Linked DNA regions of Homo sapiens: regions 1, 2, 3, 4 and 5 are each linked to region 6. A link is a loop called in an ENCODE intact Hi-C map of the cell type or tissue named here. Cell type or tissue: mammary epithelial cell. All regions are shown on one strand. Region 1 overlaps BBX (BBX high mobility group box domain containing). Region 2 overlaps BBX (BBX high mobility group box domain containing). Region 3 overlaps MYH15 (myosin heavy chain 15). Region 4 overlaps LINC00635 (long intergenic non-protein coding RNA 635). Region 5 overlaps LINC00636 (long intergenic non-protein coding RNA 636). Region 6 overlaps LINC00882 (long intergenic non-protein coding RNA 882).

What was found. Hi-C counts contacts between places; a loop is a spot of excess contacts. Peaks named below come from ENCODE experiments on the same cell type or tissue, not always from the same donor. Only the 100,000 strongest peaks of a DNase experiment are listed, where the experiment ranks them.
Region 1: it touches region 6 in a loop (11-fold over the local background); 55 of 110 quality-filtered maps call a loop at or near these places.
Region 2: a loop joins it to region 6, with 9 times the contacts of the local background. A loop is called at or near these places in 26 of 110 quality-filtered maps.
Region 3: it touches region 6 in a loop (5-fold over the local background); 36 of 110 quality-filtered maps call a loop at or near these places.
Region 4: a loop joins it to region 6, with 26 times the contacts of the local background. A loop is called at or near these places in 31 of 110 quality-filtered maps.
Region 5: it touches region 6 in a loop (25-fold over the local background); 44 of 110 quality-filtered maps call a loop at or near these places.

What each region holds. Positions count from the first base shown.
Region 1 is chr3:107,750,912-107,755,911 of GRCh38, forward strand. It overlaps BBX (BBX high mobility group box domain containing), which reads left to right. Exons shown (of 18, transcript NM_001142568.3): 10 at 4,687-4,767. Among named protein-coding and RNA genes, the nearest start is that of LINC00635, 120 kb to the right of the region's middle. In mammary epithelial cell, CTCF peaks have their summits at 1,914 and 2,787 (motif pointing right); no DNase peak of the experiment used is centred here.
Region 2 is chr3:107,541,173-107,546,172 of GRCh38, forward strand. The region is part of intron 2 of BBX (BBX high mobility group box domain containing); the gene reads left to right. Among named protein-coding and RNA genes, the nearest start is that of BBX, 21 kb to the left of the region's middle. In mammary epithelial cell, a CTCF peak has its summit at 2,737; no DNase peak of the experiment used is centred here.
Region 3 is chr3:108,474,643-108,479,642 of GRCh38, forward strand. MYH15 (myosin heavy chain 15) reads right to left here. Exons shown (of 41, transcript NM_014981.3): 12 at 1,755-1,873. Among named protein-coding and RNA genes, the nearest start is that of MYH15, 33 kb to the right of the region's middle. In mammary epithelial cell, a CTCF peak has its summit at 3,098 (motif pointing left); no DNase peak of the experiment used is centred here.
Region 4 is chr3:107,844,267-107,849,266 of GRCh38, forward strand. It overlaps LINC00635 (long intergenic non-protein coding RNA 635), which reads right to left. Exons shown (of 8, transcript NR_024276.1): 5 at 4,640-4,852. Among named protein-coding and RNA genes, the nearest start is that of LINC00635, 31 kb to the right of the region's middle. In mammary epithelial cell, a CTCF peak has its summit at 2,169; no DNase peak of the experiment used is centred here.
Region 5 is chr3:107,925,091-107,930,090 of GRCh38, forward strand. It overlaps LINC00636 (long intergenic non-protein coding RNA 636), which reads left to right. Exons shown (of 3, transcript NR_015394.1): 3 at 2,783-3,817. Among named protein-coding and RNA genes, the nearest start is that of LINC00636, 44 kb to the left of the region's middle. RefSeq lists enhancers at 2,130-2,751, 2,340-2,429, 2,440-2,499. In mammary epithelial cell, a CTCF peak has its summit at 2,600 (motif pointing left); a DNase peak (open chromatin) is centred at 2,511; H3K4me3 peaks cover 902 bases; H3K27me3 peaks cover 189 bases.
Region 6 is chr3:107,233,296-107,238,295 of GRCh38, forward strand. The region is part of intron 1 of LINC00882 (long intergenic non-protein coding RNA 882); the gene reads right to left. Among named protein-coding and RNA genes, the nearest start is that of LINC00882, 4.8 kb to the right of the region's middle. RefSeq lists a silencer at 2,639-2,688. In mammary epithelial cell, a CTCF peak has its summit at 2,747 (motif pointing right); a DNase peak (open chromatin) is centred at 2,826; H3K4me3 peaks cover 760 bases; H3K27ac peaks cover 2,002 bases.

The DNA.
Region 1 (5,000 bases), 520 kb after region 6:
AACTTTACAATACATCACAGTCACCTAGAAGGCTGTTTACACACAGATTGCTGGGCCCCGCCACCAAAGCTTCTGACTGATTAAATCTGGTGTTGGGCCTGAGAATTTGCATTTTGAACAAGTTTCCTATTAGAGAACCACAGTTTGAGACCACTGCTCTATAGTTATGTGTTTTTTAAAAAACACCAAATTATTAAATCATTATTGTTAAGGCATTTATTAATATTTCTGGAACTTCACGGTGGAAGGGTCAAGAGAGGAAGGGATTGATGTATAAAAGAAAATTACTGAGTGGAAAGCTTTATATCCCTGTCTCTTTTCAGAGGGATTCCTGGTCCTATTATATACACTTAAAGAGAAGTGGGTGTTTATGTAATCTAGGAAACAATTTACTCTTTAAAAGTATTTAGCTTTGTAGTATCATTTTAAGATCAGGCGTGCAAAATTCTCAGAAACTATTTCCGTTCATTTTATTTACAAACTCTTTTAACACTGGGAAAAAGTTAACTAGATTTTCTCTTGAAAATGGGTCATTTATCGTGTAAAATATTTATCTTAGAAACATACTTTTAACAGTAAACCCTGGTGATTTCTTTAAGTCGAAAATGTTTTGTTTGTTTTGATTTTTTTTCATTGAGTCCTGGATCTCTTCCCTGCAAGATGAGAAAGATATTTTTCCTTCTTAACCAAATCTGATCATTGAAAAGCTCATTGAAATTAATCTATGTGGAGCCATGAAACTGAATAAAGCATATTTGTTTGTAGGTGCCTCATAAATGTTTACATTTAAGAGAAGAAAAATCAGGATTTAAAAAGAAATACAGACTGCAGGGACAGTTTCTCACTCACCACCCCCAATTTCAGCCTGTCTCCCATTCCAAGGTGAGACTCATATTTCATCCAGAGTCAGCTTGGCCCATCCAAAGTGCCATCTACTCTGTGTTTCCAGGCTCCGATCCATTAAGTTGGTCAGAATGAATTTCCTATCTGTGTCTTCTGTTGTTTACAGGTAGAGTGACACATCAGTTACTTTTTAGGTCTGGTTTACCAAAGACTAATGACCAGATATAATGTCAGAAGGGAACTGTTGTCTTTAATTATTTAACAGGCCTAAAAGCCATGACCAATCCACATATTCTCTGATCTGCTCTGTGGCTCACTCTTACACCTAGAGTATATCTTTGCATTGAAAAATTATATTTACCTTGAAGACACAGCTAATCTGGGTGATTTAGATAGATTTGGACTTTAAAACTTCCCTTAGAAGATATTTGCTTTGCCTATATAAATATAACTATAATCTCACCAAAATTAAAATATTGTCACCATTGGATATAAGCAATAGGTACAAATTTAATGCATTTATTTTCATGAGGGAATGCTCAGTTTGTTACACTATATTACAGTTGATTAAAAACACCATATACTTACACTGTAACTAATCAGTGGATGTATTTTGTGTTTTATTGGAAGCACTAATATTTCTTTTTAGATAAGAAAGGTAAGGTAAAGAAGGCCTTATTTGTTCTTTGACTCATTTATTCATTCAACAATTATCAGTCATTTTCTCCCAAGCTACAATATTTACAATACCGTCATAATTGCAAGACTTCCACCATTACCTAATTTGATTCTCATCTTTACCACCTGTTTGCTCACCCACCTCAGACAGCCATAAAATTAGCAATTTAACATCCAGGGTGATCATTTTTCTTAGCACTTTAGCTGTACCTCATGTACTGTTGCACCCACCCTGTAGCTAGACTTTATGGATGAATACTGTTTATCCAAACATTACATAATAGTCAAGAGAGACTACAGTGGAATTAACTTATTGGCAAGCCCTATCCAATTTGAGGAAAATAAGAAGCATACCCATGAACATCCTATGCCGTATGGCCCACTAGTGCCCTCTACCTACCAACCTAGCAAACACACACTTCCCTCCATAGCTGACCAGTCATTGGAAAACAGATGTTAACTATATTGTTCGTATCTGAAAGGATGTATATATCTCTTAGGTAGAACAGCATGGGCAGGAGTGAACAGTAATATAACAAATCATTATTATATCAGCTATGCTTGAAATTGAAGCCATCAGCATAGATGAGATTACTGAGAGAGGGTCCTAAGACAAAACACTGAGGAAAAACATTGAAGGGATTATTATGGAAAGAAGAGCCAGCAAAGAAGAACCACAAGGAGTGGCCTGAGACATAGGAGGAAAGCAAGGACCCTGCAATAACAGAAGGGCAGGAAGGAGTTTTTCTAAAGAAAGACTAGCACTGTCAAATGCTGCAAAGAAATTAAGATAAGGACCAAGCCATGGAAATTAACGTATGCCCAGTTTTCCACCCTTCCTTCCCTCAAATTAAGAAGTTTTTGATTTAACTTTTAGAAATCGTATCTCACACTAAGTAATGCCATAAAAATGTTACTGTTAGGAGATCCTGGAAATGTTGGGCCACTAAAATATGTTGAACCTCCCCCCACACATGCCCTTTTGGGAATCAGGCTTCCAGCAACCTTGAGCATTTAAAATGCTTCCCTGTACCTGTAAACAGGTAAAAATCCTCCCAGAGGCAATAAGGAAAACTGTTCTTACTAAACCTAAGGAGAGCATTCTCAAGCCTCCTCTCTGACAGCTTTGCTTTAACTCTAAAGGCAGGTAGTGCATCCATGCAGTCAGTCATTCATGAGCCTCTCAGTGTGCCATGCACTGCATTAGGCACAGGATATGTGGGAGTGACACACACGGGGAACAAAAACCTGCAGTGACAAAAGCAACAGCAGAGGGAGCCAGTGGAAGAAACAGAAAAACAGCATGGGTGTGAAGTGCAGTGCTACGCAGCTTGTGGTCCTTCAGTAATTCTTGAGCATGTCATGGGATTATGTGACAAATTTAGTGCTCTGCAAATTACTAAATTTAATAAATATCCACACACACTGCTATTTTTAATTCTGTTCAATTTCAGTGTTTAAGTAATTTTTGGAATTGTACCAAAAAGGTGTTTATGTTTATTAAGTGTTAAAGATAAATCATTATTAGTAATAATTGGGCCATTTATTGAGAGCATAATATCTCTTCAGCACTGCCCTACACTAGCATCACACCTAATCTTCACAGCATAATTGCGGGCAGGTATTACTGTTCATATTTTGAAGGTAAGGTAAATGAGGCTCAAAATCTTATTTGCTTAAGTCCACACAGCAGCAAGTAATGAAAGCATGCCTGTGTGGCACAAAGGCCATATTCTTTCTATTATAGAGCGTTGATTCAAGGCACTGGCATTTATGTTCAGTCCTTCATTCCCTGAAGCACTGAGAGCCGGTGGTATTAATGTGTTTGTTTTCTCTTAGTCTCCTGATAAGGTGAGTAATTGAATTCAGCATGTCTAGAAAAGGTAGAAGTAGCATTTATCAGTGAAAATTCGGCCAGAAGAAAATATTCCAAACTTCAGAAAGTTTGAGCCCCATAAATGTATCTTCTAAAGGAAAAGTAAATGATAGAGATGAATAGAAAAGCACTCTGTTAAAACTGATAACACCCAGGAGGAAAGAGTCCTCATAACTTCCTTAAGCTAGGCCCTTTTTAATAGCCTAGGTAGGCCATTATTAAATACATGCTTCTACAAAGGCCTGTTATTCAGCAAGTATTCTAGGGAAAATTTCTTCTAGCATGAAGCACCCAGTCCCTCCTGGAGCTAACAACTTCGTAGAATCACCTGTGGGATCTGTGGTCACCTTTAAGGATATAGTCACAAGCAGGATTACCTACTAAATGGAAATAAGAAATAGCTCTGTTTTTAACTGAGAAAGAATTCAGAATCACAAAGAATCTAAAAATCTTAGACTATAGCTATCTACTCTAACAATGACAGAACTTCAGGTGAAGATGCTTGTAAATGTCTTTAAGAATGTATGTCCTTCTCAGCTCTTATTGAGGCTAGAAATGGAAAATGAAGTTTTTATTTAAAAAATGAGAAAAGGCAGTGTTGTTTATTTTTATCAATGCCCAGCCACTTTTTAGCCAAATTTGCAGAAGAGGATGCAGTCAATGTTAATGTTGTACATATGTTATGTACTGCAACACAGCATAGGCCATTAACTGTACAACTCAGATTTGTGGCCTTGATTATCAGTCTTTGCATGTACATTAAAGCATACTCTGAAAGCCAGGGTCAGTGTTTTATATAAAACTCTTAGATTCCTAAGCTGCTGTCATATGGCCTTGCACATATATATTGGATTCTAAACAAAATTTGTTGACTGACTTGATGCTGTCTTTCCACAGAGATCCCAGATATATTCTTCAAAAAAATTGTTTGGTAAATGCAAAATAACTCTAAATCTCTTTTATATTTGACTAGTTATTAAGTTAGTACTTAAGTAGAAATTGAAATGCATTTCTCACTTTAAGGTTACAGAGTTAAATTTAAAGCCTAGAATATCCAAGATAATATTCTTACTGTTAAACAGCCATACCTACTTTTGTTATTATTTTTGAGGTCATTTACTAAAAATGGTTCTCAAAATGATCATCCCAAATGTGACATGTTTTGTTACTTGGTACATGGGAGCAATGATACTCTCGTAACTAAGAAAAATTCCTGAATGTATATGAATGAGAAGCAAAGATTCTGGTATCACAACTAATATTCCCTATTTGGATTGTCTTTAATATAGATTTCTTCAAACACTTCGCAGTTGGGTGGTGCTGAGCCTGTAAAACGCTGTGGAAAGTCTGCACTCTTTCAACTGGCAGAGGCAAGTTCCTAAGAATATATTGAGATAAGATCTGCAGAGGTGGAAATTACAAAATATTCTAACAGTGTTTCCCTAAACTGTACCATCTCTCCTGTGACCATAAAATGAGTTACATCTAATTTTCAACAATGAGAGGGTTAACCTTTAATTTGGGAAAACTGAATTTTGCTACTAAGAGTCATTAAGCATTGCTAAAGGTTACCTAGAGATATTGCAAAATTTTTTTCACAGGT
Region 2 (5,000 bases), 310 kb after region 6:
ATTTTACAGATGAAGGAACAGGCTCAAAGTTGTTAAGTGTCTTGACCTAGGATATTGAGTTTGCAGTGGCTCCCCTGCGACCAGCACTCATATATTCTGGCCATTTGTCTAGAGAGCAGTGCAAAATTTATCTTTTTGAGCTAAAATTTTTTTTTCTTGTACTTAATTTCAACCTGATAAGTTATTATAAATATTTGGAGTAGCAGTGGTGAAGAAAATCCGGTGCTAATTTTGTTCATGCCCTGTGAGCTACAAAATATCAGTTAAGGCCCATGTAGGGCCTTAAATTTTGGGTGTACTTAAATTTATTTGTGCATTTAAATAAGTGTACTAAAATTATGTAGAAAGACTGTCCATTTGACTTAACTTTTTTCACAACTTGTGATGGCAAATTAAATGTATAGTGACCACATACTGACAAACAATGAACTTTTAGGTGTATGTTGGGATTTGTAAGTGAGATTTGGATTATATTTAGATTATGTTAATCCCCCCCCCATGAGACATATTTCTGAAGTTACAATGAAAATTAATTAGAGAATATGATTTGATATTCAGATACCTGAGCTACTCCTATTTCTGTAACATGTTCATATTGTAACTTGATATTAACTGATGTTTTTAAAGAAGTATAAGCAAATTCTATAATTTTTTTTTTTTTTAAGAGATGGAGTCTGGCTCTGTTACCCAGGCTAGAGTGCATCGGTGTGATTATAGCTCACCACAGCCTCAAACTCCTGGGCTCAAGTGATCCTTCTGCCTCAGCCTCCCAAGCAGTTGGGCTACAGGTGTTTGTCACCACGACTGGATAGTTTTTCTTTTTAAACTTAAAATGCTTTTTAGTTTGGCACTCCGTAGTAAAGGAGGTTCCAGAAGCCAGTAAGAGAACCTCTGCCAACTATGAAAGAGAAGATATTTCTATCTACAAGTTATTTCAGGATCAATTATTCAATTAATATTTTATATAATAGAAAGGTTTTATTTGTTAGGACTTTATCTTTAAGTTCCCCAAGAGTAAAAAGGTCTAGTCATTATTATACTGTGGGAGAATGATAGAAGATTGATTACATTAGAACTCCAGAACTTCTATTTATTTAAAAGATTTAAGATTTGACACAAAAGCGGTTTATTTTAGAATGTTTATTTCTATAGATTGTCATTACTTCAACTCAGTTTTCATAATTTGTATTTGAGTATACTAACTTTGGAACATAGTGTAATATTAATGGCTACAGAAGAGGTTTGTTGAAGAATTGTAATTTGAAAGAACAGCATATGTTTATTGAAGAGAGCATATAGAGATGGAAGTGGTTAGAAACTATGAACTTTCTTTAGTTTGGCTTTTCATGTAAAGTGGAATATGAAAACAAAAGTCCTAAAGACAGTTCAGCAGAGTTCCTCTTCACCCTGTTTTTAAGCAGTGATGTAAACCATGAATTTAGTGTTTCCACCCTCTTTTATACCATGCAACAACCTGTGAAGTAGGAACTATTATCTCCACTTTGAATGAGGTACTGAGTTTCAGAGGCTCAGCAACTTGCCCAAGGTCATTCTTCTGGTAAATGGTGTTGCTGGCATTCCATCCCAGTTCATTCTGTCTACTGGAGGCCATATTTATAATCACTCACTCCCCTATCGTGCCTCCTAGGCTTCCCACGTGGCATTCATACCACTCCACAATGCATGGACCAGTCTAGGCTCCCACTGAATTTCTTATGCCTATGGCAATAAGGCATGGCTTTCCAGCCCAGGGTAAAAGAGCTTTTTCTCTATTTGTGTTTCTGCATTGTTAAGCCTGTTGTCATACACACAGTTGCTCCTCAGTAGCTTATTTCTTGACTCATTCTAAACATATGGTAAACTTCTAAAGTTAAAAAAAGTTAGTGTTATATTGAGATGAAATATCTGTGATTAAAAAAATGAACATCATGTCACAATATAAAAAAGAAAATAGGTTTGGATTCAGATAACTTAAATCCAAAGAGAATTATATTTTAGCTTTAAAAGGGATTCTACAGATGATCTTGGAGCATTATAATCTATCATTATAAATTTGAAGAAAGGAAGGCCTAGATTAAGAAACTAGGACCCAGGCCATTTGAGTGGCAGAGGTGGAACTGAGATATAAGACTTCTGGTTTGGTGTTTTGCTGTAGAAATCTGTTTAGCTCCAAAATGATGTAAAACACATTTTTAGCCAATTCACGACACCATCTTTACAGCAGGAATAGGTGAACAATTTGTTTTTATTGTTTATAAATGGTTAAAAAATTAAACCAAAATGTTATGTATTGTTAGAATGAAACTATAGGTAATACATTATGCATGTCAACTTTGAAGTTATGTTACTAGTTCTACTTTATTTAGTGGCACAACATGATTTTAGTAGTTAACGGATAATAAACTGTACGTGGCTTCAGTTTAGTTCCCTGTGTCCTGTGAAAACAGAGCAAGAATTTGCAAAACAATAACACATTGTTAAATGGCATACCAGTTTATCAAATGCCCTAAGTTTATTACAGTCTGATTTTAGGAAAAACCATTCCAGCTTCACAACAGCTCATCCTAATCTTAAGCAAAAGAGTCTTTAAAAGCCATTTCAAAGCTGTTAGATTTTGTTCTGTCCATGAAAGCATAAATTGCTCATAGCTGTTGATGAGGAGAAAAGAAGTTTGTAAAGCCATAACAGATTTAGTTGTGAAAGGGTCATTTAACTGATTTGTGTACTGCGACGCCTCATGGTGGCTGTATTAAGAAACTACTGTAGTGAAATATTGCGACCACATACCTTGTCACTCGGACTGAATCCATTTACATGTATGCAGGCTAAACATTAGTAAGTTAAAATTCCAAATAATATTTTTAAGGTTAGTATATTTGTAAGTTTTATTTGGGAGAAAATATCTTTTGTCCTGCAGTTCAGGGAGGAAACTTCATATGCCTTATCAGAGTTCTGCTCCTGGGAGTTCACCTGGGAAATGACCATCATTCAGCCCTGAACTTCCAGAAAATACTAGCCAGGTAATCTGGGCAGCTGCGACTCTATTCTGCTCCTTTGTGTAAATGAGAAAAAAGTTACCTCTTTTTGTGATACTTTATTTCTAAGTGTTGGAAAATTGTCATAATAGATTGATTTTGTTAGAACACAACACTTTACTGCATTTTGAAATGTCGTCACAGAGATACAGATCTGTGCTTGCTGATGTGAATGGCATCTCTTAGGGTTCTAGAACATAGCATGACTTCCACAGATGTATACAGAGACCCTGCAGGCAGTTATATCCTAGGAAATCATGTCTTTAGACATGAGATGTTAAAACATCACATCTGGAAACCTGTACATATTATATATTTATTGAATGTAAAATGCTAGTTATTTGTAAAATCGTTACTTTAAAAGTTATAAATATAATAGAAGCCTGGCACAGTGGCTCACACCTATAATCCCAGCACTTTGGGAAGGCCAAGGCGGGCAGATCACTTGAGGCCAGGAGTTCAAGACCAGCCTGGCCAACATAGCGAAACCCCATCTCTATAAGAAATAAAAAATTTGACTGGGCATGGTGGCTCACGTCTGTAGTCCCAGCACTTTGGGCGGCCAAGGCGGGCGGATCACGAGGTCAGGAGATGGAGACCATCCTGGCTAACACAGTGAAACCCTGTCTCTACTAAAAAAAAAAAAAAAAAAGAAAAAAAGTAGCCGGACATGGTGGCGGGCACCTGTAGTCCCAGCTACTCAGGAGGCTGAGGCAGGAGAATGGCATGAACCCGGGAGGTGGAGCTTGCAATGAGCCGAGATCCGCCATTGTACTCGAGCCTGGGCAACAGAGCGAGACTCCGTCTCAAAAAAAAAAAAATTTTTTAAAAAGTAATAGAAATTAAGAGAATACATTATAGAGACGTTTCTTTACCTCTGCGGTTTATTGACAAAAGTCTTTACATTCTGTTACATATCTCTTGGCCCAACCAATTTAATGTATTTTCCAAGTTAGTGTGTCTTTTAGAGTTTGATTAAAGAAGAAAATTTTCTGACCTTTATTAAAAAGCTTTTCTTTATTAGATGGGTACAGTAATAGAATGCAAAATGACTTTAAGCATCTATCCCCTTTATCCATCATTAAAAGCTAATTGTCACATAATATAAGTGCAACTTGATGGGATTTTTAACGTACCAAAAATTGGCAATCTGTGATGAGGAAAGTGGGCTCTGTGAGGACTCAAGTTAAGAGAATGAAAGAAAAAATGAAGCTTTTATAAATCTTAAGTGGTAGCTAAATGGAAATAAAAGCTTTTAATTTTTGTAGGAGAGTAGTGATAGCAGATCAGTACCTTATGTTTTGCTGGAAACCGAAGTTTTCAGAATGTGCTTGTATGACTGCTAGGGTGGTGGTTTGGGCCACTGAAGACTGTACAGGGTTAATTCCTTATGTTTGGAAAAATGGTAATGCCTTCTTTATCTTTGTGCTATCCATGGAGTTATTTTCTTAACAAGAGCAATAATGACCTTTCTTGCTCCTCTTTAGGGAATGGCAATTGGTGGGATATTCAGTAGGAAATCCATTACCCTGTCTGTGTCTTGGGTAGTTTGTGGTGCTCCCCTGGTCCAGTTTGGGTCTTGCTCAGTAGGTAGTGATGATGCATTAAGTGGATAAAACCACAGTCATGCTGGGGCTTTCATTTGGCTCAGTGACATGGTTGTAAAACACAGGGTTTCAAACAAAGATTTTTGAAATGGTGCTCTCTTACTAATCCTCCTCACAGTTTGGTAGAAAGGGCACTAAAATGTTGCTGGTTTGTAAAAAGTAGAGTGCTTGTTTATCGTAGCTCAAAGGTGCTAATTGTTTCTAGCAGGAGTATTACACATGAAACCTCAAGGTCATGCTTAACCCACTGGCTACTGAACAGTTTGACTGCACTGTAATACACAACCTGTCCCAAGCTTTCATGCAGCTTCCTAGCTCGGACTCATTAGATAACGTTAGTTTGTTTGAATCAGCACAC
Region 3 (5,000 bases), 1.2 Mb after region 6:
TCCAAATCTGCTCTTCTTGCTATTTGGGCTCATTAGTTTTATACAGAGAAAAACCCTGTTCTATAAACATAGCATGTCATGCATGCATGTTGTGGTGAATGTCTAAGAAGGTATGAAACTGCTGAACAACTCTAACCCCCTGCCAAGAAATAGCTCAGTTATGTGTCCTGCTGATCGTGATTCAAGTTTAGCTCAATGTAGTCTATTTTAACATGCGTGGAGCACTTACGGCTTACAGGGCATTGTTTTAGATGCTTGGAGTACTAAGATGAATTAGACACAGTTCATGCTTCAAAGAGGTTAGAAGACAAAAATCTAAGCAGATTATTTCAATATAGTATAGTTAGTATTATAGTAGAGGTAGAATTATCCATTTATAGAGTAAGCTAAATTAATAAATTGATTTTGATCAGTCATTTAAATGTTTTAAATAACACAGACACATCAGTTACCTTAATATACCAAGGGAAACACATCTATTCTAGTCATCATATATAAGATGACTGTCTTATATTACAAATTTGTACATTTGTCTATCTCTTTTTCAGAGTTAGGGTGTATACTGAGTAAGACAATCAGTATCACCTGAGTACTAGCTATATATCCTTTGGAATGTTACTTAACATTCTCTTTGACTCAGTTTCCTCAACTAGGAAAAACATAAATTATGCATTTCTGCCCTACTTAGCTCTGAGTATTATTGTAAGAATAGAAGGCAATAATACTGTGAATGCTTTATCCATACTATGTGTGACACCACTTCCTCTTTCCAGAAAGGCTACATTTCTCAGCCCCTTTCTGTAGCTAAAGGTATTATTTTACTAATTCTTACCAATGGACTGTTAGTGAAAGTGATATTACTTCTAGCCCAAGCAGTTAAAGGTGGTTGTACTTTCTCTGCAAATGATCTTTTCTCCTTGTGCAGTCACTTGGGAGGCCGTGTGTCCCAGATGGCATAGAACTACAAAGAACTACATAGAACTACAAAACAGAGAAGGCTGTATACTCTGTATTGCACTTGATGTAAGAAATATTTTGTTGTCACTGAGATTTTAGTGTGTGTGCATTACTGCAGCCCAGCTTATCTCATATTTTCCCTTACACACTACAGATATAAATTATTATTTTTGAAACATACTAGCATGCTTAGATGGTCTCATTACCCAGTGGCCCTGGGAATATTTACTGCATTAAGGCAAAGCCTCAAAGAATTTGTTATTCTCTACTATAACATTCTCCTGGATGCTAAACAAAATCTGCATGGCGTTCCATCTCTCATTTCTGTTTTCAACACACACCTCCTTTCAAATATTGATTTTTAGCATATGTCCTAAAACTGTTTCTCAACTAACGTGTCACCATGTGTCTTTTATGCCAAAGGAGCCAATATGCCAAATACGTGAAGCATGCCAATTTGCCAATTTTATCCATGTTAGGAATGAACAGCTTTGAAAGCTTCCTCGCTGGATGACAAAGATGTTGATCACAACAAGTGGAGGGTTTGTCTGCATCTGCAAAGATACTTGCTACCTAAGGGAAAACTTTCAAAATGTATGTTTCAGACAAGAGCATTTACTGTGGTGTGCATCACAAGTAAAAACATTTGGAATAGTCATCCCAAGAGCTCTTTTTTGCTTATTTATAGAAGCTTTCATTATTGCAAACATCCTTAGTAGTTGAAAAATATACAGTACAATATATATACAATTATTGGAAGATCATAGAATAATAATGCTCTTGAAATATCACCTTACCTGTTCTATAGTTTGACCTCTGGTAACATATTCGTTACCAACTTTGATTCTAGGATGGATCAAGCACTTTACCAACTCAGAGGAGTTAATGCCCATGAGGAAAGCAGCTTTGTCAGCATCTGGTCATCAGAAATAGAAGAAAAGGAAGGAGAGAGGAAAACACTGTTAAGATTCATTCCATTATAGCCAAACTAACTACCCAGAGGACAGAAAGATAGTGTGTTTACATCAGCGTAGCAAAGTAGATTGTAGTTTTCAAATAAATGCCTGAATCCTAAAAGTTTAAAGGAAATTATTTCTTCGAAATACAAGTCAAAGCCACATTGAAATCTCACTTCTTCAGTTTGTTGGCATTAAGGAAAAAGAAAATATAATGCCACTCACAGCCACTAGAATGACTATAATCAAAACGGCAGACAATAACAAGTGTTGACAAGGATGTGGAAAAATGTGAACCCTCATGCATTGTGGGTGGGAATGCAAAATGGTGTGTATTTGCCGTGAGAAACAGTTTGACAGTTACTCTGAAGTTAATCATAGAGTTACTATGGAACCCAGCAATATCACTTTTAGGTACACACCCAAGATAAATGAAAACATATGTTCACACAAAAAATTGTACACAAATGTTTCTAGCAGCATTATTCACAATAGTCAAAAGGTGGGAAAAAGTGAAATGTCCATCACTGATGAATGGATTAAAAAATGTGGTATACTCATATAATACGATATTGCTAGTCATTTTACAAAAATGAAGTATTGATGTGCACTACAACATGGCTGAAACTTGAAAACATTATGCTAAGTGAAAGGAGTCAGACACGAAAGGCCACATATTGCAGGATTCCATTTCTATGAACTGTTCAGAACAGGCAATCCATAAGGACAGAAAGTCGATTTTGGTTGCCACAGGCTGAGGAGAAGCAAAAATCAAAATAACTACTAATAGTTGCTACTAAAAGTTTATTTTTGTGATAATAAAATGTTCCGGAATTAGATAGTGGTGGTTGCACAGCCTTGAGAATATACTAATACCCAATAACTATACAGTTTAAAAGGTGAATATTATGGTGTATGAATCTTCTAAAAGAGGACTAGTATCAAGAAACAGAATCTTTTAAAAATTGAGATATAATTTGTCTGAAGGACATGGAAAATGCCATCTTTATAATTTGTTTTCTCTTTCTATGTATGTACTTGTGGACTCTTTCAACAAAACACGGACTTGGGCCATGTAATCTGATAATTATAGACAAGCACCAATCAACAGAAGCCAGGACACTTGCCAGCTATCTGTAAAACACCCTTCCTTTCCCGGCAAGGTCTCTGTTTGCTCCGTAGTGCCCTCTGCTGCCCAACAATAATACTTACACCCCACAAAATTGTTTTATGAAACAAAGCTTCCATTTCCTCAAGAAGTGGAGAATAAGTATTATCAGAAGGAAAAGTAAATAGGCATGTATCACTTCAGGTATGAAAAAATGACACAAAATAATGACACAGGCAAAAATTTATAAGCTTATTTCAAATTGTAGATTATTTCAGTTACCAACAAAATAAATATTCCACTCATCCAAAACCCCTCTCTGCTTTCTATTTTAAAGGAATTTGGAGATATGCTAGTATGTCTGGCATAGTCATTCTGTTGAATAATGTCTTATAATAGAAGGTAATGCAGCCTTTCTTTAATTCACTAAAGAAAAAAAAAGCTGCAAATTTTCCAGAGCAATAATCACGAACAGAAAATAAAGTAAAAACAAAACACAATTAGAGAGCTCTATCTCGTCTGTATTAGCAATATCAATTTCCTTTTCACAGCCTTTAAAATGTTTACAAGGCTTAAAATGTTTGAAATGTTTGATTTTCTTATAAACTAAAATCAATATATATAATACATACATTGCTACAAGTTACATACCTACTTTATGTTAGTTTATTTGCAGTGATAATAGCCTGGGTACTTGGTTGCTATGAAACCTTTCAAAACACAAAGCCTATTTGGAAAAATAAATGAAAATCAAAGGTAGAGCAGACATGCCCATCCTATACTGAGATGTGCCTGCTAACAGTGCCAGGTTTGGCGGCAAAAGCTTGATAATTTCAAATTGAGAATCCAGTATGTCAAATCATAGACTTTTTGAACTGAAAGAGACTTTATAGAGTATCTAATCCAATGTGAAAATATTTAAAAGACGGGAAGAAATACAATGTGCCTGGCAACCTGAGTGGAGATGAACAGTAACCAACAATGTGAAAAACAATTTTCCAGTATCTGTCCAGGTTTAAAAAAAAAAAAAGAGAAACATTTGTTTTTTCTAAGCTTTGGAAGCATGAAGAGAGATAATACAGGTAATAATAGTCTCAAAGAATAGTTCCCCATGCCGAGTCTTCATATATCCTTTTTCCAGTGTTAAGCACAGTCCTTTGAGTCTATTTTTATCCATGAACAAAAGAAATTCAGATTCTCTGAGGAGTATCCCACCTTAAGCTTAACAGAAATAGCATCTAACATTACAGGATTATTTGTCACTTACTCCAGAGATAGTTGAGTATCTACAGACAGGACTAGTGTACCCTGGATTTACTCCAGAGATTTACATTATACATCACATATGTTCTCTGTTTTGGGGGGAAAGAGGAAACAATAGAGGTCATCATGTTCCAAAAAGTAAATTACTTCATTTGCACTAAATGTTTACAGTTTGCAACCAAGATGAAAATGGCGTAAATCTATGACTAAATGCCCATCTGACATTCAGGAACTACTGTTGTAAAGATAGCAATATGTGTAAACATATTTTAATCATATTCCCAAATAGGCTTTATGAAATTCCCACCCATAAGCATCAGTTCCTTCAGGACCTTGTGAATGAACCCATGGACTTCAATTAGGCTGCATGATCTTACCTGGGAGAGGTAACATTTAGCTAGAGAGGTGGTTCTCAAGCATCAGTGTGTATTGGAATAGCCTGGAGAGCTAATCAAAGATTAAACAACAGGCTCCCTGAAGCAGGTTAGGGGCTGGGCCGCTCTAGTTTTATCGTGTTACCCAGGTGATTCTGATACACATACAAGTTTGAGAACAAAGTTGTTATTGTGGTAGTCCTCAACTTTGACTGCACACTGGGGTCCCTGGCAAGTTGTAAAAACAAATACTGATGCCTGAAATTCACCCACAGAAATCTGGCTTGTCTGGCTTGGGTAAGGCCTGAGCTTCAGGATTTTAAAAGTTCCCCAGCGATTCTG
Region 4 (5,000 bases), 610 kb after region 6:
TGCAGTGAGCCGAGATCCCGCCACTGCACTCCAGCCTGGGCGACAGAGCAGACTCCGTCTCAAAAAAAAAAAAAAAAAAAAAAAAAAAATGCTCCCAAGAACCCAGCAGACACCTAAAAAACAGGAAATATGTTGACTTTAATCAATATACACCATTTTAAGTGAAAGCATCACTCCTCAGAAAAGGGAGTGTGCTTTGGAGAAGGCAGAAAGACATTGTTCTGTGGGGGGATTTCTCTTTATCCAGGTGACTCTTTGCAATAAATTTTGAAAACTAAAATTAAACAGTAAATGTAGATTCCCTCTATGATATGTGGGTGTTTTGAGTAAAGTCCCAATTGTGCCCTTTGTCCTCCTCCCTCAGAAAATACAATCTTTAAATAAACATGGAAGGGCCCAAGACTGTACGAATTCACTCAATAGTACTCTTGCCAAAAGGAAGATGTATCACTGTTAAAATAGAAATGGCTGTAGTGGGCTTTCACAATCTAATGCCCCTGCTTTTAGCAAATTCAAGAAACTAGGACATTACTGGGTCCATATACTATCAAGGGATTCTCTTTTGAATACAAAGCACAGCCTAGACTGCATGAAGGACATCTGAGAAGGCCACAGAAACACTGAGCAGGGAGAATGGCGGTAGTGTTTAAAGGAAACCTTCACTGGAGTGACTGGAAACCGGGGCCATGTAAGGATAATGCTTTCCAGGATGGTTTAAACAATCATCCTCAAAGGTGCAACTCTCCAAGTGAGTATGGACCATGTCTCCCTAATGCTGTGTCTTTGCTAATGTATTACAGCATTAGTGCTATTTATAATCAATAAAATTACTAACACTGTAATCATGTGGGTTTGGTGATAGTAATTATGACAGAATAAACAGTAGTAATAAACAGCAGTCAGAATGCCTTTGCTGCAGTTCTTGATGTTGATGGCAAACACAGCCAAGGAAGGTTGGTTTTGTTTGTTTTTTCCTTTTTTAGGGAAGCCATCCAAGCGGGCAGAACCTGCAAGTGTTGGCCAGGAGAACGGTTTTATATACCTTTTAAAATTAGGCTTCCTGAAAGGAGATGTCACAAAGATTCATTGGCTAAGATTTATAAATAGTTCACTTATTTTAAAAAATAATCACATATATGTTTCTGTAAATTATACTTGCAAACATATGGTCACCATTCCCCCTCGTGGAAAGGCTGTGGCTAATCCATATTTGGAGCTGACACCCTTTCTGGGTTCCCTCTTTAGCCAGATCACGCACATTTGCTGCTGCCCCACCGAAGCGCCTGCGCATTAGAGTTCCTTCTGTACTACTCTGAGCAGTTCCTTATGCGTCTGTTACCACTGATGTTGGGTAAAAAATAACATCCAGAGGCTTTACTATCTATAATTAAGAGCTCCAGTGCTACTAGTGATATAAGGATTGAGCTGTTTGAGAAACAGACATTTTATCTTCTGGTTGGTTTTATTTCCTTGTGTTAAATTATGAGTGAATGTTTCTCTCGTTTCTTACTTTCCCTATAAGTAGTCTTTTCTACAGCAAAATTACTACTCATTCTTAATAACTACCAGGCAATAAAGTGAGCTGTCTATTTGAGAGACAGTGGGTGTGCATTCCAACTATTCCATTCATCGTGTTTGCAGGACAGCAACGGGGAGGGATTTCTGGGGCCTCTGGAGAGGGTGGCTTAAAAGACTACAGGAAGTTAGTATCAATGTTTTGCTTCTTGATGGAAGAGAGCTTCATGATAGCTCTGGGATTGAATAGGCAAAGGCAAATAAAATAAAATCAATCGCCTTACAGTTAAGAGCTCTGTTAAACAGAGCACTTGTTTGAGCTTGTTTTTAAAAGTCCATGCCCTTTGACTCAGCAGTGAACATTTCTAGAGATTTATCTTAAGGAAATAACCAGATCAGCAATGAGCATTTCTAGAGATTTGTCTTAAGGAAATAACTAGATCCACGGCAGAGATGTGCATTCAAGGATATTGTCCACATCATTGTTTATCAGAGTCCCTATCTTGGCTCAGAACAGGAGAGATTAGGACTTGTCTGGATACAGGTAGTTTATTTCCAACATGATCCTGGGAAGCAGGAGGGAGAGAGTAGGGAAGAGGGAAAAGCAAACTTAGTGAGGCTGATGCCTTGGGCTGCTGGGACTCAACTCCACAGCGCCCTCTCGCGAAACACTCACAAGGTCTCCTGAAGCATTTATTCACCAGTCCGTCCCCACTGGTTTAAGGTTGTCTAGGAGCAAGGAGAAAGACTCTCCTTTGCCTCAAGGCTCTTTAGCATCGGAAAAGCCCCTTTGCTAGCTTTTCCATGTGAGTCTGAGCTCTCATGACCATGTTCATTGCAGCTATGGCTGAAACCAGAGGCAGACCAAAGAACACAACCCTGGGAACCCGAGGCGTCCATTATAAGCCGAACTGGAAACACCCAGAAGATCCACTCACTGGAAACTGTTTAAATAATTCTTATAGATACACACAGCAGAGGGTTTTGTAGTCATCGGCAATTATGACGTCTGTATTTATTTATGGACATAAAGAGGCATGTGCCAACAAAAAAAGCATGTTACAAAGCAGGATATATACTATTTTTTAAAATCTATAAATGTACAGATGTACCGCAGGTTATGAAACACACAACAGATACAAAATTGTTTTATGCAAATTGCTCCATAAGGTACATAATTTAATTTTAGAGATGTGGACATTTGTACATCCAGTGCAAGGCTAAATGTGGGAAATGCACTTCAGAGCTCCACAGCCCCTTCCCCATGCCCCTCACTGGGTCCTCACCTGTCTCCATTACCTGCTGTGATCTCTGTGTGTCAGCCACGCTAATTCCATGTTGTTTGTGTCATTTCGCCTTTACTGCCTTCTAATTTCAACTGGAAAGTGCTGATAAGGACAGAGGCTAGCAGTCTATTTGAAGGCGTAAAGGGAAAGATACAGCACCCCTAGTACAAAGTTGGTGGCTAGGCATGGGTGGCTCAATAATTTCAAAGACCTTGTCTTTTTTTTTTTTTTAAATCATTTTAAAAAGGAACTGTAACACCATGAATGGTGATACAAAAAGCCGCAGAAGCAAATCGAAAGCATTTCAATGTATATGAAATATGATTTACTTAAGACCTTTGAAAAACAGATGATTGTATAAATTGCATAAGTTGGAAGATGTCTCTATTCCCTAGGAAAAGTGATTTTCTCTGGATGGTGGAATTTCAAATTATATTTCTTTGTTGGCATTTTCCCAATATTTCTCAAAAATTATGTTAGTTAAGAAAGCATGATGATGACAGAGACAGGGATGAAAGACACAGCATCTTTTTAGTCACTTGCAGTTATTGTGGGAAATTTCCATTAATAAACACAAAGAGGCCGTTCCAGAGCATCTATGTAGGGATCTGTTGGAAGGAGCAAGCTGAAGCTGTGTTTCATAGCACTTTAGATGAAACAGAAAATGGCAATTCTGATTGTCTATGTTATCAATGAAGGAGAGTGGCTTATAGAGATTATGGACAAAGCTCCTCCTCGCCACCCCCTTCAATCCCTGACATCTCCTCTAGCCGTCCTAAAAGGTGACGCCCAGGTGACCTTGCACGCGGCAAGTGTCTGGCTGGAATCTCACCTCTTTCCATGATAACACAAAACCAGCCTTTTGACCTCATAGCAGAGCAAGGCCAGGTGGTCTGGAACATGGTTAGCCACAAGCTGACTTTCTAACCAGCCTATTTTTTCCCGACAACACTGGGCAGTTTAGTGAGTCAGATGGTGATTCCCTACATGCGAACTGTTTTTCTATGTAAAATAAATGCCAGCTGTTTCTAGCTGTTGATTATGGGTCGTCCTTTAGGAACACTCTTTCTGGTTACTTTTTAAAACTAGATAGTATCTTACATCTTTAGAATACAATCACAATTATTTCCTAATTATTTTTAAATGATGCTATTTAAAAAGTGCCATGTAGTTAAAAAATGTGTATGTGCCCTAGCTGAATGAAGCTGTAATAAATCCTGTGAATTGAATAAATATTTAGACTTTTCAGTGCATTAAAAAATGAAGGTTGATGGGCACTGAGAAGAACGGGGACATTATTTAAATGTTATGCATTTTCATGGAAGAAATAGTTTGGTTGTTGTCCTCCCTTTCTTCAAAGCAATGATTTTCAGGCTTGGATTTTCAACACCCCATGCACTCACCAATTATCCCGAGGGAGGCCACAGAATTGCCATTGCCTTGTGTTCAGCTCATCGCATTCATTGATTTAATCCACCTGGACATTTTTCAAAGCCAGTAATTGAAAATGTAGCCTGACAGGTTAGCAGGAGTGGCAGGGCCTGGGCGGCAGGGGTGGAGTGGAGGAGGGTAGCTACTTTCTCATCAGCAACTGTAGCAGTTGCATCAGATGCTAGCACCCAAAATGCTGACCCAGGGGCTACCCAGAGACCACAGGACAGAAGACAGGTGCATCCCTTCTGGGCAGTGACCGGCCTCAGAGGAGAGCTCAGAGGCAGGTGAGTGGTAGGAGACTCATGTCCCAAAAGCACCCAGTTTGCCACAAATCCAATAAGGTTCAAAAGCAACAATGTTACAGAGGCCATGTGTTATTTTTTTCCTTTTCTTTTCTTCATTACCTGAAATTCTTTTGTGTGTGTGTGAGATGGACTGTTTCAAGCTCAGCTAATCCAGATCTATTTCTATGCATCCATTATTATTGTTGGTAGCAGTAATGGGATTTTAAAATATTAACGGATGTTTCCACCTCTCTGCAGTGTTTTCTGCCGCTGTCTCCATTCCTTCAGGTATCCAGGCAATTGTGTGCTCATTATCTCAGGAAGGATGTGATTCTGTGGGAAGCAGGGGAGAGAGAAGTGTGAGCAAGCCGAACCTCAGGCCTCAGGGGAAATTGTGAGGGCTTTGAGGAAAAACAAAATATTTGGGAAGAAGGATATTATAAGGGAAGCAAGGCTCCTCTGAGGACTGGAAGGGATTTCC
Region 5 (5,000 bases), 690 kb after region 6:
TGAAGGATGAATGCAGGGGTTTTATTGAGTGGTAGAGGTGGCTCTCAGCAGGATGGATGGGGAGCTGAAAGTGGCAAGGGAATGGGAAGATGATCTTACCCTGGATTTTGGCCATCCAGTTGCCAAACTCCTCTCTGACTGTCCCCAGCCAAACTCCTCTCAGCCTTCAGATGCTCCTTCTCTTCTCTCTTTCTCTGCCTCACCTTTCCGCCATTCATCTGTGTGTCTCCTCATCTCCTAGTCTGCCTCTGGAGCCTGGGGTTTGGGGTTTATATGGGTACAGGTTAGGGGGTATGGTGGGCCAAAGGGCAACTTTTTGGGAGCAAAAACAAGAATGCCTGTCCTCATTTAGGGCCGTGGGTATCCAGGCTTGAGGGTGGGGCCTTTGCTGGGGAATCGCCCTCTTCTACCCAGTATTTCCCTGTCTTCTGTCCATATCAGCAACTCACTCAAACCTTACTTTTGAAGTCTCTTTTCTGACTGGATGGTCAGCAGCCTTCACTCTTCAAATAGGAAAGGCCCAAACCAAGGGTTCCCCAACTTGCTCCTCTTTTCATGTCATCTGGATTAGTAAATGATGCCTCATTCAATCCAGTGCCTCAAGCCAGAAACTGGGAGAGATCCTTGACCTTGCTCTGTCCATCAGTCATCCTGTCCAATCCATCACCAAACTGCAAATAGCTTATCCACTTCTCTCAATTTCCACTATGGCAGGCCTTGTCCAAACCTTTATCAATCCTCACTGAGCTAGTGCACAAACTTCCTGAAGTCTCTCCACACTCACTCCCTCATCCTACCTCCTATCCATTCTCCCCACTGCAAACAAAGCAATCTTTCTAAAATACAATTTGGATCGCTTTATTCTCATTCTTGAATCTCTTAAGGGGGTATTCCCATTGCATTTAACATGATGTCACCAATCTTTACTCTGGTTTATCAGATCCCACGTGAGCTCTCCAGCTTCCTCTCCCACTCATTCCCCAACACCATTTCCTCCTCAAGGCTTCCTCATATCTCTCCATATTATGCCCAGGCCCATCCTGGACCCGGCTAACCCTTACTCATGCTGTATCTGTCTGTGTAAATGGCATTTCCTCGGACAGGCTTTCTTGACTCCCTCCTCCGAAGTATACCAGGCCCCTTTGTAATCATCACAAATTACAATTATGTGTTTGATTGTTCACTTAGTTATAACCCCTTTCTCTCACGAGGTTCCATGAGGGGATAGAGCACTTCTGTCTTCTTCATTACCATAATTCAGTGCCAACCACAATGGCCAGTCCACTGTATGCAAATGTTTGTGGAATGAATAGCCAGGTGAGGTCCCCTTAATGGAAGTTTCCTTCTTCTGGTTTATTTCCATCCTATAAGCTATTATCAGGAGCAACACTGAGGATGATCATTTCTTTGTACGTTTTTCACTTTTGCAAGAGCTCTCCCTATGAAGAGCTTTTCCATTTCAGCCTAGATAGGCCTTATTTGAAAGTGGCCATCTCTCTTCACACGCACCCTCCTTTGCTTAGAGATGCAGAGAGTTTAAGACTTTGCCAAGGGAGGTATGTCGTCAAGACACTCGACATGGTGATGTGGAGCAAGGCTCTGGGTCAGTCTCTACTGAGGTTTGAATCTTGGTTTTGTCCCTTTCTAGCTAATCGACTTTGTGCAACTAACTTGCCTCAGTTTTTTTCAACTCTAAAATATGGATAATAATATAATCTAACCAATAGGTTGTCTTGAGGATTTAATGAAGTAACAAATATAAAACGGTTAGTACAATGCCTGGGACATAGCAAGTGCCTGATAAACATTGACTCCTATTAATATGTTTCACTGAATCCCAGAGGAAAGTTTGTTCACGTGCTGAGTTCTAGGGCTGGAGAATTTCAGGGAAGGCATCTTTCTTTGTCTTCTGTCTCCCTTTCCCTCTCATTTACTTTACCCTATACCCCCATCCTGATGTGCTGTGGTCCCAAAAGGCGGCAAGCAAAACTATGATAGACTGTAATTCCCTACCTTAATAATTTGAAGTCATAAGCAGATTTGAAATTTACAAGCCAGCAGTATAAAATTGCTGATGACCATTGCTTAAACTTTGGCAAGATGAATTATGTCTAGAAATAATTAGTAATATGTTAGTCAAGTCACTCCTAGATAATGTTGTTGCATTGCCATTTAGTGACAGTTCAGGAGAGCGCCCTTACAAGAGGCTCTGTAGGCAGAGAGTAGGTGACATTAACCTTCTAAACAGAAGCCGCTGCACACCGAGTGCCAGAGTACCAAGAAGAATTTAACATTCCACTCCTACCGCCGTCTCCCACTTCCCGGCTTCGGCAAGGTGGTTTTAAAATGAGAAGCACATCCCGAGTACTCTGTGTAGGTGGTGGAGTGGGAGGAGGTGAAATGCAAGCTTTATTTTCCCGGCTGCCTGTCATCCGATTCCCCGCTTTCCTCCGACTTTCATGAGTGATGAGGTCATCCCGGTGCAGGAAAATCAAACTCCTATTTTTCAAACCCAATAAAGGCCAGCATTGTACGTCTGCGTAAACAGAGAGGCCAGACGGGCAGGGTGGCGGGAGGACCAGTGGCCCGCCCTCTGGCGGCCGCGAGAGACAGCGTGCCCCGCGCTCCACCAAGCCGCGACAGGGAGGCGGGGAGGGTGCGTGCGAACATGTAAGTTAAAATTAGATCAATAGTCAGCTTAGCGGCCTCAATCAATGCTTCGCAGGGAGAGCATGCAACCATCTATTTATAAGCTAACACCGGCATTATCTTCCTCTTTTAGGACGCAGAGATCCATTACTGCGCGCGGCGGGGAAGAGGACGCCGCCGGGAGCTGGTGCGTGACACACTGCAGCCTCGCGGGCTGCCCGGGACTTCATCAAGCCCGGGTCGGCTCGGGGCGGGCAGGGGTAGGATCCATACCGCCGAACTGCGGCCCCGCTGCTCGCAGCCGCTCTTCCGGGAGCGCCCGCTTAGGACTCACTCCCGCCCATTCCTTACCTCGATGGAATCCTTAGCCCTTAGAGAGAGGGCTAAAAAACAAATAAACAAACAACAGACAAACAAAAAAAAAACCAAATTCCAAATGGCCCCCGGACCCTCCCGCAGATGCAGGGCGCACACTGGCCAGTTCTAACCATAGACTTGACTGCATGTTGACAAGGGTTTCCAACCTAGCTTCCCCGAGGTACTGCATGAATCAGTCCTTGCTCAGATGGTGGTTGCTGTAAATAGCTGCAATTTCCCTCCTTCCGTCTCAAAGCACGGATGGGAATGGATTTGCAGCAGGGACTCTGCATTATATTTAAGGTCTTGGTGAGATGGACACGGGCTCCATCAGCTCCAGACTTCCTGGGACATCTCGGCATTTCCAGGTCCGTTTGCCCCAATGGTGGAAGTCACCGCCCATATATGAGGAAATAAATGTCCACACCTAGCATTTGGGATAACGTGGCTAAATTGTTTTCAGTTTTTGAAAGACGCTGCAGAAAAAGAGGCAAAACCTGATACAGCACAGCAGCATGCCCCTCCCGCCCCCAAATACGAGATCGAATCACATTTTTAAGGGAAAAAATAGGCATTCTCATCTTAGATATGTATGTAGCATATTTTATAATATATATTTTTATCTAAAAATTATGCTTTTCTGTATTTTACAACTTTCTTTATTAAGCATTTTTATTTTGTGCTATTTTTTACAGTAAAAACTCTGAAGACCCAAAGAAATTTAATATTAGCTTAAATGTACATTAGATATATTTATAGAATCAATTTATTAGCTGCTATATTGTTTGACATAAAAGGCTTTTGAACTAAAGATAGAAATGGAAGCATTCTTCATTTAGAAACAACCTTTCTCCTCTTCTTCCAACTCTTGTTGGCTTACCTCCAAAATATATCCTGCATCTGTCTTTCTCACCACCTAGACTGCTCCTAGTTTAGTTACTGGTCACCCTTCATCATCATTCACCTGGATTGCAAAAATAGCCTCTTGTCTGGTTTTCCTGAATTCATTTTCTCCCCACTGCAGTCCTCACTTGCCACATAGCATTTTAAAAGATTGCTCTTTTAAAATGGAAATCAAATCCTATCTCTTCTCTTTTTAGAACCTTCAGTGCCTTCCCATGGCACCTTGATTAGACCCCAAGTTCTTCACCATAGCCAAAATGTAATGTGCCATCTGCCCCATCCACCCTCGCTCATCGCTCCTCATCTCATATCACTTTTTCACTTGTCACAGCATGCTTTTACATATCCCTTCTTTCAGATCCAAAGCCCCACAAGCTTATTTCTGTCTCCTAATCCCAGCTCTTGCTATTCATTCAGTGTGGAAGATCTCCTTCATAAATTCTTCGCAAATCTACTTCATTCTTATTCCAGCCTCAGCTCAGGTATCAGAGCTGACCACCTTCTGTCCCAACCCTCAACTGTACTCATTATCACATTACCCTATTCCATTTCAACACAGTAATTAATTGACATTATTTTATATATCCATGGCATTACCAGGGTGTTCTCTGTCTCCACACACTAGAATGTAAGCCCCATGAAAACAGGCTCCTTGTCTTTCTTGTACACCGTGATCTCTCTGGGTTCTAGAATAGTGCCTGGTCCATAGTTGGAAATCAGTAAGTATTGATTAAATAAATTATTGAGTGTGATTTCCTAGTGTCTTGTTTGTAAAATGCCACTAATAGCATTCTGCATACTCTGCCATGAGTTTTATAGTTATTTTTATGCCCATATGCTTCCTCCTCTCTAGTGTGAACTCTACGAGGCAGGATCATATTTAGTTCATTTTATTCTCCATGTCCTTATGGAGTCTGGCACATTACAGATGTTTAATACATTTTCTGGACTGAGTTGCAATGAGTAAATGGGTAATAAGATGATATAGTATGACTTTACACCAAGTCTAACCTTTCACCTGGGGACATGCAAAATTATTATGTATCCAGAGGAACAGGTTGTTGCTTTGACCCCTGTAACATCGCATACAC
Region 6 (5,000 bases):
AGAAGAAATTTCTAAGCAGCAAAGCATTTAAGATGTGACTTCAGTGCTATTAAATGCATTCAGTTTATAAGGGAAGCAGAGCATAAAAAGTTTGGAAAATTTGCAGCTTGACAATGTGATAGAAAAGAAAAACCCATTTTCTGAGGAGAAATTCAAACTGGCTGCAGAAATTTGCATAAGTAACGAGGAGCTGAATGTTAATCCCCAAGACAATGGGAAAGGTGTCTCCAGGGCAAGTCAGAGGTCTTCATGGCAGTCCCTCCCATCACAGGCCAGAAGGCCTGGGAGAAAATGGTTACCTGGGCCAGGCCCAGGGTCCCCATTCTGTGTGCAGCCTAGGGACTTGGTGCCCTGAGTCCCAGGCACTCCAGCGGTGAGTAATAGGGGCCAAGGTACAGCTCAGGCTGTTTCTTCAGAGAGTGCAAGCCCCAAACCTGGGCAGCTTCCATGTGGTGTTGGGCCTGTGGGTGCTTACAAGTCAAGATTTGAGGTTTGGGAACCTCCACCTAGATTTCAGAAGATGTATGGAAATGTCTGGATGCCCAGGCAAAAGTTTGCTGCAGGGGTGGGGCCCTCATGGAGAACCTCTGCTAGGGCAGTGTGGAAGGGAAATGTGGGGTCAGAGCCCCCATACAGAGTCCCTACTGAGGCACAGCCTAGTGGAGCTGTGAGAAGAGGACCATCATCCTCCAGACCCCAGAATGGTGGATCCACCAACAGCTTGTGCCGTGTGCCTGGAAAAACCATAGACACTCAAGGCCAGTCCCTGAAAACAGCCAGGAGGAGTGCTGTACCCTGCAAAGCCACAGGGGCGGAGCTGCCCAAGACCATGGGAACCTACCTCTTGTGTGAGCATGACCTGGATGTGAGACATGGAGTGAAAAAAGATCATTTTGGAGCTTTAAGATTTGACTGCCCCGCTGGATTTCGGACTTGCATGGGGCCTGTAGCAACTTTCTTTTGGCCAATGTCTCCCATTTGGAATGGCTACCCAATGCCTGTACCCACATTGTATCCAGGAAGTAACTAACTTGCTTTTGATTTTACAGGCTCATAGGCAGAAGGGACTTGCCTTGTATCAGATGTGGACTTTTGAGTGAATGCTGAAATGAGTTAAGACTTTGGGGGACTGTTGAAAAGGCATGATTGATTTTGAAATGTGAGGACATGAGATTTGGGAGGAGCCAGGGGAGGAATGATATGGTTTGGCTGTGTCCCCACCCAAATCGCATCTTTAATTCTCACGTGTTGTGGGAGGGACCTGGTGGGAGGTAATTGAATCACGCGGGCAAGTCTTTCCCATGCTGTTCTCATGATATGAAAAAGTTTCATGAGATCTAATGGTTTTAAAAAGAGGAATTCCCGTGCACAAGCTCTCTCTCTTTGCTTGCTGCCATCCACGTAAGACATGACTTGCTCTTCCTTGCCTTCTGTCATGATTGTAAAGCTTCCCCTGCCACGTGGAAGTTTAAGTCCAATTAAACCTCTTTCTTTTGTAAATTGCCCAGTCTCAGGTATGTCTTTATTACTAGCATGAAAACAGACTAATACAATATGTCATACAAGAGAAATAGGAAATGATAGCACTAAAAGCAATGCTATGAACGTAACAGCCCCAAGCATTAAGGAATCAGGTTATTAATTGTTACCTGAAATAAACCATGTAAATGTTTTCTCAAAGTTTTATTTTTTAAAATCCATCATTGTGCCTTTGAAGTAGGAACTTTGGAAGTTTTAGAAGTGACACTCCTATAGTACTTATAGCAAAAACTACATCTTTCACGAGCAGTTTGGACTGGATTTCTACATCTATCATAACATGGATACATTTAATTTTCTAAATATCGAACGTTTCTTCTCCAGTCGTGTTCCTCATGGAGAAAGAGTCCCAGCAAAAAAACAAATGCTGAAGCAAGGCCCCAAGCTTCTAACTACTTTTGCTGAGTGACGGGGAACGCTAGCACCTTATTAGTTAATCCCAAGGGGAAGGTCTGCCATGCAGGAACTAGCAGCCCTCAGAGTCTAAAACGTGGAACATATAACATCCTACTCGCATGCTCACACATACGCATTTGCACATGGGCTGACTTACATCCAGGAGACAGCCCCTGAGCTCTTTACAAATTGCAGAGAAGCCCAGGAAATCAGCTCTAAAGATGATGTGCCTCTGCTCTGCTTCAGAGGCTCCAACTCATCCTAACTGCCCTGAGAGGTTTCCATGATCAAATCCAGGAGCAGGAGGCAGAAGAGCTGAGGCTCACAAATGGCCCATCCGGGCTTTTCCGTGGAGCCCGTTTCTGCCCGACCCCCCTGAGGAATGTAAACGATCTGTTCAGGACTGAACTGCTTTACCCTCGAGGATGTAAATTATTCATTACCCCCTCCTTCTTGCACATTTTGCCTTTCATTTGCTCCATCTACTCCCTGCTCTATCTTTACTAATTTATCTCTAAGCTACCTCAATTGCCTTCTGCTCTGCTCCCCTCAGAAACTTAAAAACGAAACCGGATTCATTAGCCAAATAACTGGATTAGAGTTCTCTTCAACATATCAGGCAGTAGAGAAAGTTGCTTTGTAATTTCTTTGATATTCAGCCTTTTAGAAAGCAATTCCTTAAATTACTCTGTTTAAATCTTTGAACTACTTAACTTTCTTTGATAGCACGCTAACATTGCACTAAAACCTGTGCAATGTTATGAAAACTTTAATTTCTGTAGTCAGTGCTTCCACATGAACAGCAGGGGGCAGTAGGATATCACGAATTGAAAAAATTGTCCTGGGCTCTGAGAAACACTGTTGAATTACTGCAGTGGGTCTGTGTACTCGTGATGATCTCAGCTCTCGGATGAAGTCTTTTGTTTTGTGTCCTATTTTACAATGCACCGTTCAGTTTTCTATATGAGTTGTGGCTTAGTCACAGTATTTCACTGTGACAGCTTAGCTTAAGAAAAAGAAAGGTGCAGGAGAAAAAAAAAAGGAGGAAAAGAGAAAGAGAACATGTAAATGCTTCCAAATAAAACACATCATGAAAAGGAAAAAGTAATCCTGTGTATACATATAAAGTTTGTCCCTTCTCTGTTCCTATCCTGGACACAGTTTTTCTAGATTACAGACTGAATTCATCCCTAGTCCTCCCCAACACACACACACACACGCACACATTTGCCATATAGTTTTCTGTCAAAACAGATTTCCTATAAAAAGAAAAACAAAAAATACAAAAAACTCTTTAAAAACTAATACTTGACTTTTTTAAAAAATTCAAAAAAATCTCTCATTTTCTGTCCTTTAATCAAGCTTCTGAGTATAGAATTTTAGTGTTTTCATGCTTTTTGAACATGTATTAGTCAAAATACCTTTCATTAATATGAATGTTGCAATAAAATTCTTCCTCTGTAAATGTACAGCTTCAGATAAATAGCCAAAAGCTATAGTTGTTATCTATATCTGATATGTTTGGAGGTAGGATATGAACTACAAACTGAAATATGAGAGACTTGAAGAACAGTCAAGGATTCCTGCAATCGTATGGGTTGGGAAAGGTGCTTTAGTAATCCAACCCCCAAAGTTAGCAAATACGAAGCTACTTTCATGCATAATTTGAGTTGTACCCAAAATATCATACCCGCAAGCCTAGTTTCCTCTCCTACCTAGGCTGGAATTCCCAGGGTTATTTATGTGTTCTCATAGAGTTATTAATTTATTACTGTGGTATGGCAGATGTATTATTTCAACATCTGGTACCAAAATTTCTCTTGAAGGAGGGACTCTCTGCTCCCTACTGACAGGGCCCTATCTGATCCTCTGGTCTTATCTCCTACTGTTCTCCTGCTTACCAACTTTGATCACACCAGCTCCCTTGCTGTTCCTTAGAGCACACTAGCTACTCTATGCCTCAGGGCCTTGGCCCTAGCTGTCCTCTGTCAGGAACAATCTTACCTCATTTATCCAAATGATTCATTCTTTTGCCTATTTCAAGTGTTTGTGCAAAAATCACTTCCTCCGTGAGGCCTTCCCTGATCACTATTTAAAATAGAATATTCTCCCCAGCATTTTTTATGCACCCTTTCTCCTTTATTTTCCTCAATAGCACGTATCACCATCAAATATGCTACATATTACACAGGTAAATATAATACAGGAGATAACTGAGACCAAACATATCAGCCAACAGAGGGCTCAACCTCAGTGTTAAAACAAAAAGAAAAACAGGTTGATTTCAAAGGAAAATCCAACTCTATGCTGTATATAAAAGACAAAGACCCACCTAAAACAAAACAATTCAGAAATGCTAACAATGAAAGGAAGGATGGGTAAAGTTCTACTGAGAAAATGCAAATTAAAAAAAGAAAGAATTGAGATTTTGCAATTCAATAAAATAAAATTCAGACCAAAAACCATTATTGAGACAAAGAACATCTTATAATCCTAAAGGCTACAATTCCCAGTGAAAATAAAAGATTTATGAAAAGGTATGCAGTGAATAACACAGCAGCTACTTTCATACAGTAGGAATTATAAGAGATTCAAAGAGAAATTGAAATACACTAATAATAGCAGACTATAGTACATTTCTCTTAATTAGACAAAAAAATACAAAAACACTTAGAAAATTGACTCTAATTTACAATACAGACATGTATGCCCCAGTAAATCACATAAAAATGATCTAAATATTCACCATAATATGATAAAACCAGAAATTTATAATCAAAACATAAGAAAGCCCCATTTTGAAATTTAAAATTTTCCTATTAAACATAGCTTGTCTCAAAGGGAAATATCAATTGCTAATGAGAATTTCTAGAAAAAAATGAAAACATGACATTAGAGTTGACAAGATGCAGCTAAAGAGTGTTCAGAACAAAACTGATAATTTAAATAAATAATGAAATTATGAATTAGATATTCCACTCAAAAAGAAAACGTTAGATATATTTAAGGTTCTTTTCCATTTTGGATTTTGGATTTAATTTTCTTTTTAATTGAGCAACCTAGAT